2 separate regions of the Homo sapiens genome follow, and region 2 is linked to region 1. A link is an interaction called in ENCODE POLR2A ChIA-PET data of the cell type or tissue named here. Cell type or tissue: K562. All regions are shown on one strand. Each heading gives the region's core, and the rest is flanking DNA. Links, peaks and the distances in the headings are about the cores only.

Region 1 (5,912 bases), core at 145-4,144:
TTATATCTCAAGGGGGTTAGAATGCTTCCAGTTCAACCTTGAGAAGGTAGAGCAGAGGCTGCAATTGATATTTTCTTTCTCTTTGTGACATAAGTGAAGGAATAAAATTCTGACCTGTATAGTCCTTCACTAAGATACTACTGTTCATGGGCAGTGTTGGCAGAAGGGTAATGCTAAGCAGTACAAAATTAAACTTGTTTTCTTCCATAGGAATAAAGCTTCGTGAAGCCAACCAGCAACAGCAATTTAATCGCAATGTTGAGGATATTGAATTGTGGCTATATGAAGTAGAAGGTCACTTGGCTTCGGATGATTACGGCAAAGATCTTACCAATGTGCAGAACCTCCAGAAGAAACATGCACTGCTAGAGGCAGATGTGGCTGCTCACCAGGTAGTGTGAACTGGGGGCTGTGGTTGGGCAAGTGAATGCAGAAACTATAGGAGGGAGGAAAAGCCAGTAATTTGAGACTAAATGAATTTTGGGAGGGATGAAATGTGTTGATTTTCTTAGATCGCTCTGTGCTGCATGTGCTTCTGCTCAAATTAAATATCATCCCTTAGAGCTTTCTAGGAGCCCCAGATGAAGGAAGGAGATAGCAGAAAGAATCCTCTCAGGAATGGAAAAAAGACCTTATCAATTTTTCTCTGTATACGATAAAACCACACCCAAAGTAAAGTCTGCTCTGTCCTTTTGCATTCCCAGGACCGAATTGATGGCATCACCATTCAGGCCCGCCAGTTCCAAGATGCTGGCCATTTTGATGCAGAAAACATCAAGAAGAAACAGGAAGCCCTCGTGGCTCGCTATGAGGCACTCAAGGAGCCCATGGTTGCCCGGAAGCAGAAGCTGGCCGATTCTCTGCGGTTGCAGCAGCTCTTCCGGGATGTTGAGGATGAGGAGACGTGGATTCGAGAGAAAGAGCCCATTGCCGCATCTACCAACAGAGGTCAGTCTGCTTCCCTCAGGTAGGAATCAACTTGGGAAAGGCTGTGCTATTGTAGCATAAAGGGGATGCATGTCAGGATGGGCAGGGTCGAATTTAAATTATTGAACTGGAACCATGGTGGTAGCTAAGAATGACAAATCAGTGCTGACTTTTCTCTTCATGGTTGGATAACTGGGGACTGGTGTCTGCTTTCAGGTAAGGATTTAATTGGGGTCCAGAATCTGCTAAAGAAACATCAAGCCTTACAAGCAGAAATTGCTGGACATGAACCACGCATCAAAGCAGTTACACAGAAGGGGAATGCCATGGTGGAGGAAGGTGAGTGATTGGTATCAGTGACATGGCTTGGTGCTGCTCCTCGTGTCTCCCCTTCTTGCCGAGGGCATGGCCACGTGGGCATCACAAACCAGGCTCTGGGGCTGAATACCATCCCCATTCTTTCCTAACTGTATGACCTGACCAGACCTTACCCTTTCTGAGCCTGAATTTCTTTTTTTTTTTTTTTTTGAGACGGGGTCTCACTCTGTCACCCAGGGTGGAGTGCAGTGGCGCGGTCTCAGCTCAGTGGAACCTCTGCTTCCCTAGTTCAAGCAGTTCTCCTGTCTCAGCCTCCCAAGTAGCTGGGACTACAGGGACACACCACCATACCCAGCTAATTTTTGTATTTTTATTTTTGTATTTTTAATAGAGACAGGGTTTCACCATATTGGTCAGGCTGGTCTTGAACTCCTGACCTCAGGTGATCCACCTACCTCGGCCTCCCAAAGTGCTGGGATTACAGCCATGAGCCACCGCGCCTGGCTCCGAGCCTGAATTTCTTATCTGTGAAACGGGGATGACAGCACCTCTCCTGACACTGTAGTGGGGAGTAAGTGAAACCAAGTAGGAAAAGAGCTGATAGAGTGCCTGCACGTGCCAGTCTCAGTAACTGAGCGCTACAGTGGTACTGTTACTAGTCTTTATGATACTATCACTAATGCCAACTTGCGATATCTGCTTCTTAGAGTCTAGATAGAGGTCATGGTTTGAGGAGGCAAAAAATGAAACAGTCCATTAGAGGGTTAGAACCTGAGCCTCTCAAAAAAAATGGAATTATGAAAGGGCACAGCTCACCAAAACATAGTAATGAAAGTGCCGTGAACACACAGAGAAAACTTATTTTTGTCCTTCTGTGATGTGTCAACGTAGTTTTTGTTATCCTCTTTCCCTACCCATCTTCCAGGCCATTTTGCTGCAGAGGATGTGAAGGCCAAGCTTCACGAGCTGAACCAAAAGTGGGAGGCACTGAAAGCCAAAGCTTCCCAGCGTCGGCAGGACCTGGAGGACTCTCTGCAGGCCCAGCAGTACTTTGCTGATGCTAACGAGGCTGAATCCTGGATGCGGGAGAAGGAACCCATTGTGGGCAGCACTGACTATGGCAAGGACGAAGACTCTGCTGAGGTAACCAGGCGTGGGAAGCGTCTCACCTGCCAGGGAAGTGGAACAGGGCTTGTACTGAGAAGGAAGTTAGGAGAAGTAGTGATGCGCGGGAGGTGTGCATTACAGTGATTGTTTTTTAAAATGTTTTGGAATCCATTTTTCACTTGGTTTTTTTTTTTTTTTTTTTTTTTTTGGAGACAGAGTCTCACTCTTGCCCAGGCTGGACTGCAATGTTACAATTGTGGCTCACTGCAGCCTCAAACTCCTGGGCTCAAGCGATCCTCCTGCCTCAGCCTCCCAAGTAGTTGGAACTATAGGCAGGTACCACTACCTGCCTAGCTACGCTTTTTAATTTTAATTTTATTTTTAGTAGAGACAGGGTCTCGCTATGTTGTCCCATCTGGTTTCAAACTCCTGGCCTCAAACAATCCTCCTGCCAAAGCCTCCCAAAATGCTAGGATGATAGGAATGAACCACCCCTTCTGGCCCATTTTTCACTTTTTATTATGAAAATGTAATCATACCTAAAGGAGAGAGAAGATGACTTCTCACTCACCTTCAACCGTTAACATTTGTCACTCTTGTTTCATCTATGTGAAACCATATGTGTGCTTACATACATACTAACATACCAACATGCACACATACATATATACATACCTACAAACATACCAGCATACACATGTACATACCAGTGCGCACATATACCCACATACCAACATGCACACATACATACATAGATGTACTTGGTTTTTTACTGGTTATCTGTTTTTTGACTAAAATTCTCAAATTTTATTCATAAAGGTCTAGGTATAGTTCCTGTACCTAGCTCTTACCACTCTTCACAAAAACTAGAATGAGTTGAATTTTTCCTTTTCTTTTTTTTTTTCTGAGACAGAGTCTCACTCTGTCATCCAGGTTGGAGTGCAGTGGCATGATCTCGGATAACTGCAACCTCCACCTCCTGGGTTCAAGCGATTCTTCTGCCTTGGCCTCCTAAGTAGCTGGGATTACAGGCGCCCGCCACCACGCCCAGCTAACTTTTTTTGTATTTTTAGGAGAGATGGGGTTTCACCACATTGGCCAGTTTGGTCTTGAACTCCTGACCTCAAGTGATCTGCCTGCCTCAGCCTCGCAAAGTCCTGGGATTACAGGCGTGAGGCACCGCGCTCGTTCTGTCGCTAGGGCTGGAGTACAGTGATGCAATCACGACTCCCTACAGCTTTGACCTCCTGTGCTCAGCAGTCTTCCTGCCTCAGTCCCCTGAGTAGCTTGGACTACAGGCACGCACCATCACATCTGGCTAATTTTTGTATTTTCTGTAGAGATGAGGTTTCAGTATGTTGCCCAGGCTGGTCTTGAACTCCTGGGCTCAAGCTGTCTGCCTGCCTCAGCCTCCCAAAGTGCTGGGATTACAGGCATAAGCCTCTGTGCCTAGACCAGGATGAGTAAGCTATAATCATAATATATATGATTGTCCCAAAAGATGAGAATCCTGAAAAACTTTGAAAATGATATTAGCACTGTAAGAAGGGCAGGAGGTGATTACGTCATTGTGCAACTGAGAAAGGCTGTTGAGGCAGGATGGCAGGTTGGCGAGGCAGTGGAGGATGGGAGGCTTCAGCCCCTGCACAGTGCTCCATGTGTGGTTTTGGTTTCAGGCTCTACTGAAGAAACACGAAGCTTTGATGTCAGATCTCAGTGCCTACGGCAGCAGCATCCAGGCTTTGCGAGAACAAGCACAGTCCTGCCGGGTAAACTTGTAACAGTTTATGGGTTACTGGAGGGAGGCCTTGAAGGACTCAGATACTGTCAGCAGGTGTTCCTATCATAGGCCCCATTTGACTCTGCTATTAACTCTTGTGACACAAAGATTTACAGAGTTTAAAATAAGATTTATTTATTTATTTATTTATTTAGAGACAGAGTCTCACTCCGTCGCCTAGGCTGGAGTGCAGTGGCACAACCTCGGCTCACTGCAACCTCCGCCTCCTGGGTTCAAGCGATTTTCCTGACTCAGCCTCCTGAGTAGGTGGGATTACAGGTGTTCACCACCATGCCCAGCTAAATTTTTTTTTTTTTTTTGAGATGGAGTCTTGCTAGAGTGCAGTGGCACTATCTTGGCTCACTGCAACCTCTGCCTCCCAGGTTGAAGCAATTACCCTGCCTCAGCCTCCTGAGTAGCTGGGATTACTGGCGCCCGCCACCACGCCCAGCTAATTTTTGTATTTTTAGTAGAGATGGGGTTTCACTATGTTGGCCGGGCTGGTCTTGAATTCCTGACCTCATGATCTGCCCGCCTTGGCCTCCCAAAGTGCTGGGATTATAGGTATGAGCACTGTGCCCGGCCCTACTTTAAAATGAGATTTTTTTTTTTTTTTTTTGAGATGGAGTTTCACTCTTGTTGCCCAGGTTGAAGTGCATTGGCCTGATCTTGGCTCACCGCAACCTCCGCCTCCCAGGTTCAAGTGATTCTCCTGACTCATCCTCCCGAGTAGCTGGGATTACAGGCACGCACCACCACGCCTGTCTAGTTTTGTATTTTTAGTAGAGATGGGGTTTCTCCATGTTGGTCAGGCTGGTCTCGAACCCCCGACCTCAGGTGATCTGCCTGCCTCAGCCTCCCAAAGTGCTGAGATTACACGTATGAGCCACCGTGCCCAGACAAAATGAGATTTTTTTTTTAAAGATACCAAAAATTTAAAGTTCTTGGATCAGATTTTATTGGTAGCTTCAGTGAAGAATTCTCATGAGTGTATATTTGGTACATTTGGTACAGCTGGTGGCATTTGAATCTGCTCTGTACTTAGATGACTCAGCGCGGACGTGTTTTTACCATGTTTGCCCTTCCTTTGGATTTTTAGCAACAAGTGGCCCCCACGGATGATGAGACTGGGAAGGAGCTGGTCTTGGCTCTCTACGACTATCAGGAGAAGAGTCCCCGAGAGGTCACCATGAAGAAGGGAGATATCCTTACCTTACTCAACAGCACCAACAAGGCAAGGCACAGAGAGTGGCTGTGTGTTTGTTCCACGCTGGCACCTCCACGTATGCTCAGTTGGGTTTCTGTGGGTTGCATGTCTCCCTGAAATGAGAAGGCTTAGAATTCAAAGACATGAGTTTCCTCACCAATCCCCCACGTGACATACATTTATGCAGTACTGTGTATGACCAAGAAGTTAATCTGTCTTCTTGAATACCTGCAAGAAGCATAGATAATCACACTCAGAAGGATAGCTTATTTTCACCATTGAGTGTCTCTAGGTGGAATTTTTGTCCTGTCAAGCCAAAGTTTGCTTTCTGTATAACTTGGACCTGTTGGTTCTTTTTTTTTCTTTTTCTTTTCTTTTTTTTTTTTTTTTGAGACAGAGTCTCGCTCTGTCACCCAGGCTAGAGTGCAGTGGCACGATTTCAGCTCACTGCAAGCTCCGCCTCCTGCGTTCACCCCATTCTCCTGCCTCAGCCTCCCGAGTAGCTGGGACTACAGGCGCCCACCACTGCACCTGGCTAATTTTTTGTATTTTTAGTAGAGATGGGGTTTCACC
Region 2 (4,956 bases), core at 957-4,956, 250 kb before region 1:
TGGTTTGAGGCTGTCCAGACTGGCCTGCCCATGTGCATCCTGGGTGCATTCTTTGGACCGATCCGACTTGGCGCTCAGTAAGTTTTCAAGTGGTAGCTGGGTCGGGGTTGAGGGTGGTATCAGGACAGAACTCAGAGGGACCAGGGCTCTTAGAAGTAGGAAGAGCACACGGGCCCCTGCACAGCCCGTTCCAGTTCTCCAGGAAGTAAGGGTAGAAAGAATGGAGCAGAGATGTGAAACTGGCCTGGGGCAAGGGTCTTCAAGTGAGCAAATAAAGCCTGTACATTTCACAGGACTCTGGGGTCTCTTGGGCCAGGCCTAAGTGCATGGTCAGAATGATGAGCGTCAGTGGGAAGGCAGGTTGGTGTTAGATTCTGGAGTGAGGGAGCCATGATTTAAATCTGAGCTTCGACATGTTCAAGATGTGTGGCTTTGGGCTTGAGATTCCACCTCACTGAGCTCTGTTGCCTCATCTAAAAAGCAGGGATAATAACTACCTCCTTCCGAGGCCTTTGTGAGGATGAACTGAGAAAATGCACAAGTGCCGAGCAGTCGAGTGCCTGGCCCCAGGGACTTGATGTTTTCTTTTTCCTCTGCTGCCCCACAGGAGCCTGCAAGTGCTGGTCTCGGAGTTGATCCCATGGGCCGTTCAGAACGGGCGCAGAGCCCCATGTGTCCTCAACCTGTACTATGAGCGGCGCTGGGAGCAGTCCCTGAGGGCTCTGCGGGAGGAGCTGGGCATTACAGCACCACCCATGCACGTCCAGGGCTTGGCCTGAGCTCCTGAGCCAGCGGGGCCTGGCCTACCTCCCCCATCCCCTGCTTCCCTTGGAGGCAGAGGGCTCCCTTGACTACCTTTGTTCCTCTTCTTTGAACACTGACCCTTGGACAACATTTATCATAATTTGTCATAACCACTGCTGAGTGGCCTTGAGGACGAACCCCGCAGGGAGCAAGCAGTACAGTGGCATTCCCAGGGGGACCAGCAGCTACCCAAGGAGAACCATGCATGAACAGTATCAGTCGTCTGGGCTCATGCTGGGATGTCGCAGTGCTCCTGTTGCAACTCCTCCCAGCCAGCCAGGTTTGCTGGGGGCCAGGCTGGGTGTCCTCACAGGAGTGAGGGCTACACCCAATTCCAAAAGCCTGAGAAGAGAGAAGTGGAGGGGGAGGCGAGTGTGTGAATAAAGGCTCCCATCAGGTCAAGTGTCTGCTTGTCCTCCTTTCCCCCAGGGATGCCCCTGACTTTGGCACTCTTGCGCCTTCCAAGCACCCTAGTGCTTGGAAGTAGAAGTTTCCCTCCCAGCCTGGGCTCTAGCTGCTTGTCCCCTCTCCTCTGGCCGAAGTTGGGTGGACATGGATTCAAATTCCCAGCTCCTCCCTGTTTTTTTTTGTTTTGTTTTTTTGTTTTTTGTTTTTGTTTTGAGATGGAGTCTCGCTCTGTCGCCAGGCTGGAGTGCAATGGCGAGATCTCGGCTCATTGCAACCTCCACCTCCCAGGTTCAAATGATTCTCCTGCTTCAGCCTCCTGAATAGCTGGGACTTCAAGTGCGTGCCACCACACTCAGCTAATTTTTGTATTTTTAGAGACGGGTTTTCACCATGTTGGCCAGGATGGTCTCGATCTCTTGACCTCGTGGTCCGCCCATCTCGGCCTCCCAAAGTGCTGGGATTATAGGCATGAGCCACCGCGCCCAGCCAACTCCTCCCTGTTTTCCAGCAGAGGACTTAGGGCAAGTCCCTTCCCCTCTCTGAGTCCCCATTTCATCATCAGGAAAAGTGGAATCCTAAGGCACTCATCCCCTAGGACTATTGTGGGGGTTTCTGAGGGGACATTCAGAAGGCGGACTTCAGAAAAAGGGCCCAAGGAGCAGGAGGTGGGGTTTTTTATTGTTGTTGTTTGAGACAAGCTCTTGCCCCGTCATGTAGGCTGGAGTGCATGGCATAATCTTGGCTCACTGCACCCTCAACTTCCTGGGCCCAAGCAGTCTTCATCTCAACCTCCCCAGTAGCTGAGGCCACAGGTACACACCACCATGCCCAACTAATTTTTTTTAATTTATATTTATTTATTTTTGAGACAGGGTCTCACTCTTTTTGCCCAGGCTGGAGTGCAGTGGCACGATCTCGGCTCACTGCAACCTCTGCGTCCCAAGTTCAAGCAAGTCTCCCATCTCAGCCTCCCCAGGAGCTGGGACTACAGGCGCATGCCATCATGCCCAGCTAATTTTTGTATTTTTTGGTAGAGATGGAGTTTCACCATGTTGGCCAGGCTGGTCTTGAACACCTGACCTCAGGCGATCCAGCCACCTCGGCCTCCCGAAGTGCTGGGATTACAGGCGTGAGCCACCACGACTGGCCGCCCAACTAATTTTAATTTTTTGTAGAGATGAGGTCTCTATGTTGCACAGGCTGCTTGAACTCCTGGGCTCAAGTGATCCTCCCACCCTTGGCCTTCCAAATAATCCAGATGTGAACCACTGTTTCCAACCAATCAGGAGCTGTTTTATTCTTACTGTGTTCATAAGCACAAAAAGCTGCAGTTCATTTTGGAGTGGCAAAAAGGCATTTTCCTTGGGTAAGAGCCAAGGAACAAGGACCGGCTGGATGAAAGGTATTAGAAGAGTGGGTGGCCCTGGCTTGGGTTTAGAACCAGAAAAGCCCCAAGATGGAAGAGGCTTTAGCATTTTTCAGGCCAATTCCTCATTGCGTGAATAGATGATTGATGGCCCAGAGGCAGGCAGAGAATTGCCTGGAGTAACTAAAACACAGGCCACAGGCCCCCTGGTATGTTTACCAGTGCCTCAGTTTCCCTATCTATAATCAGTTTCTAACTGTACTATATGTCAGGCAGTACTAAGCACTTGAGATGCATTATCGCACTGACACCTCAAGGTCACCACCCAAGGAGGGAGATGGTATTTTGCTTGTGTTTTACTAACGAGGCAGTAGGAATAGAGCTGGGGTTGGAACCACGGGTTGTCTGAAGACCTGCTCAGCACTGCCATACCAGGGCCCCAGCCTTCCCTGTGCGCACCACGTCTGGTTCAGGGATCCCAATAGCAGAGGAAGGGCAGGGGAGGCTGGAGGCCCACCTCAGAACCATGGACTTTTCAGGAGGGAAACCTTGTTCTGAGCTCCTTGAATCTGCGGGAAAAGGAGGCCATGCTAGTGAGTCCCCATACCTCACCAGTCTCTGCAGACCTGCCAGCTGTTTCTGCAGCTTCCCAGGGTCCCAGGCACCCCCACTGCAGCTCACTAAAGTCAACAGTGCCAGGGTGGCAGCGGAGGTCAGACAGATGGCCTTCACTGCCCAGCTGAGCAGCTCACCTGCTCTAGGCAGGCAGTGCCTGGACAACCCTGGGCCTTTGTAGCACTTGTGAGATGGACACAAAGCATCAGGCTTAGCTGGGAATGGAGTCTGGTCTCCTGAGTATAGGGTGGCATTTGTGTTACCAGCTCATGATTGGAGAAAAATCAAACTGGCTATAGGTAATCACTGGTGAGGCCCTACCAACTTCTGCCTAGAAACGTCTATTCTCCCATCTCAGTAAACCATGCTTGCCTTCATCCTGCTCCCTGAACACACCAGGCTTCTTCCTGCCTTTGGGAACAGCACCGTGTCCCCAGGTTGTTACATGGTGAGCTCCTTGTCATTCACATCTCTGCTCAAATGTCACAGCAGAGATGTCTTCCTGGGCTTCCTGCCATCTAAAGCAGTCCCTAGTCCCCCTCTGCCTCTCTCCATGCTATCATCTTCTGTTTATTATTATTTATTTTTTGAGATGGGGTCTCATTCTGTCACCCAGGCTGGAGTGCAGTGCCACTATGACGGCTCACTACAGCCTCGACCTCCTGGGCTCCAGGATCCTCTTGTTTTAGCTTCCCTAGTAGCTGGGCCTATGGATGCATGCCACCACGCCTAGCTAAGTTTTTTTTGTTTGTTTTGTTTTTTTTTGTTTTTTTGTTTTGAGATGGAGTCTCGCTCTGTCACCCAGGCTGGAGTGCAATGGCGTGATCTCAGCTTACTGCAACCTCCCTTTCCCAGGGTCAAGCAATTCTCCTGCCTCAGCCTCCCAAGTAGGTGGGATTACAGGGGTGCACCACCATGTCCAGCTAATTTTTATTTTTAGTAGAGACGGGGTTTCACCATGTTGACCAGGCTGGTCTCGAAATCCTGACCTCAGGTGATCTGCCCACTTTGGCATCCCAAAGTGCTAGGATTACATGCCTGAGCCACCGTGCCCAGTCAAGTGGTTTCTTTTTTTTTTTTTTTTTTTTGGCGGGGGGAGTGGATGGAGTCTCACTCTGTCGCCCAGGCTGGAGTGCAATGGCGTGATCTCGGCTCACTGCAACCTCCCACCTACTGGGTTCAGGCGATTCTCCTGCCTCAGCCTCCCGAGTAGCTGGGATTACAGGTGCCTGCCACCACGCCCGGCTGATTTTTTTTTTAATTGTTAGTAGAGATGTGGTTTCACCATGTTGGTCAGGCTGGTCTCAAACTCCTGATCTTGTGATCCCCCCGCCTCAGCCTCCCAAAGTGCTGGGATTACAGGTGTGGGCCACCGGGCCCGGCTTTTTTTTTTTTTTTTTCTTTTGTAGAGACAGGGTCTTGCTATGTTGGCTCGGCTGGTCTTGAACTCCTGGCCTCAAGCCATCTTCCTGCCTTGACCTCCCAAAGTGCTGGTATTCCAGATATGAGCCACTGCACTATGCCCTTATTTTCTTTAGAGCATTCACCACTCTGAAATTATTTTGTTGGTAGAGCTTGGCGGGGGGTGGCTCATGCCTGGAGTCCCAGCACTTTGGGAGGCCTGGGGGGGCAGATGACTTGAGCTCAAGAGTTCCAGACTAGCCTGAACAACATGATGAAACCTCGTCTCTACTAAAAATACAAAAAATTAGCCAGGTGTGGTGGCGCACACCTGTAGCCCTAGCTACCCAGGAGGCTGAGGT

What was found. ChIA-PET counts read pairs that join two places held together with the same protein. Peaks named below come from ENCODE experiments on the same cell type or tissue, not always from the same donor. Only the 100,000 strongest peaks of a DNase experiment are listed, where the experiment ranks them.
Region 2: POLR2A ChIA-PET joins it to region 1 with 5 read pairs; 1 of 35 experiments calls an interaction of 5 or more read pairs at or near these places.

Annotation. Positions count from the first base shown.
Region 1 is chr9:128,583,578-128,589,489 of GRCh38, forward strand. SPTAN1 (spectrin alpha, non-erythrocytic 1) reads left to right here. Exons shown (of 57, transcript NM_001130438.3): 16 at 211-392; 17 at 705-948; 18 at 1,144-1,266; 19 at 2,171-2,388; 20 at 4,029-4,121; 21 at 5,232-5,366. Among named protein-coding and RNA genes, the nearest start is that of SPTAN1, 34 kb to the left of the region's middle. In K562, for the core only: a CTCF peak has its summit at 946 (motif pointing right); a DNase peak (open chromatin) is centred at 1,810.
Region 2 is chr9:128,332,867-128,337,822 of GRCh38, forward strand. COQ4 (coenzyme Q4) reads left to right here. Exons shown (of 7, transcript NM_016035.5): 6 at 1-77; 7 at 608-1,206. The coding sequence ends at 779. Among named protein-coding and RNA genes, the nearest start is that of TRR-TCT3-1, 4.8 kb to the right of the region's middle. RefSeq lists an enhancer at 716-1,215 and a silencer at 4,393-4,551. In K562, for the core only: no CTCF peak of the experiment used is centred there; DNase peaks (open chromatin) are centred at 1,155 and 2,750.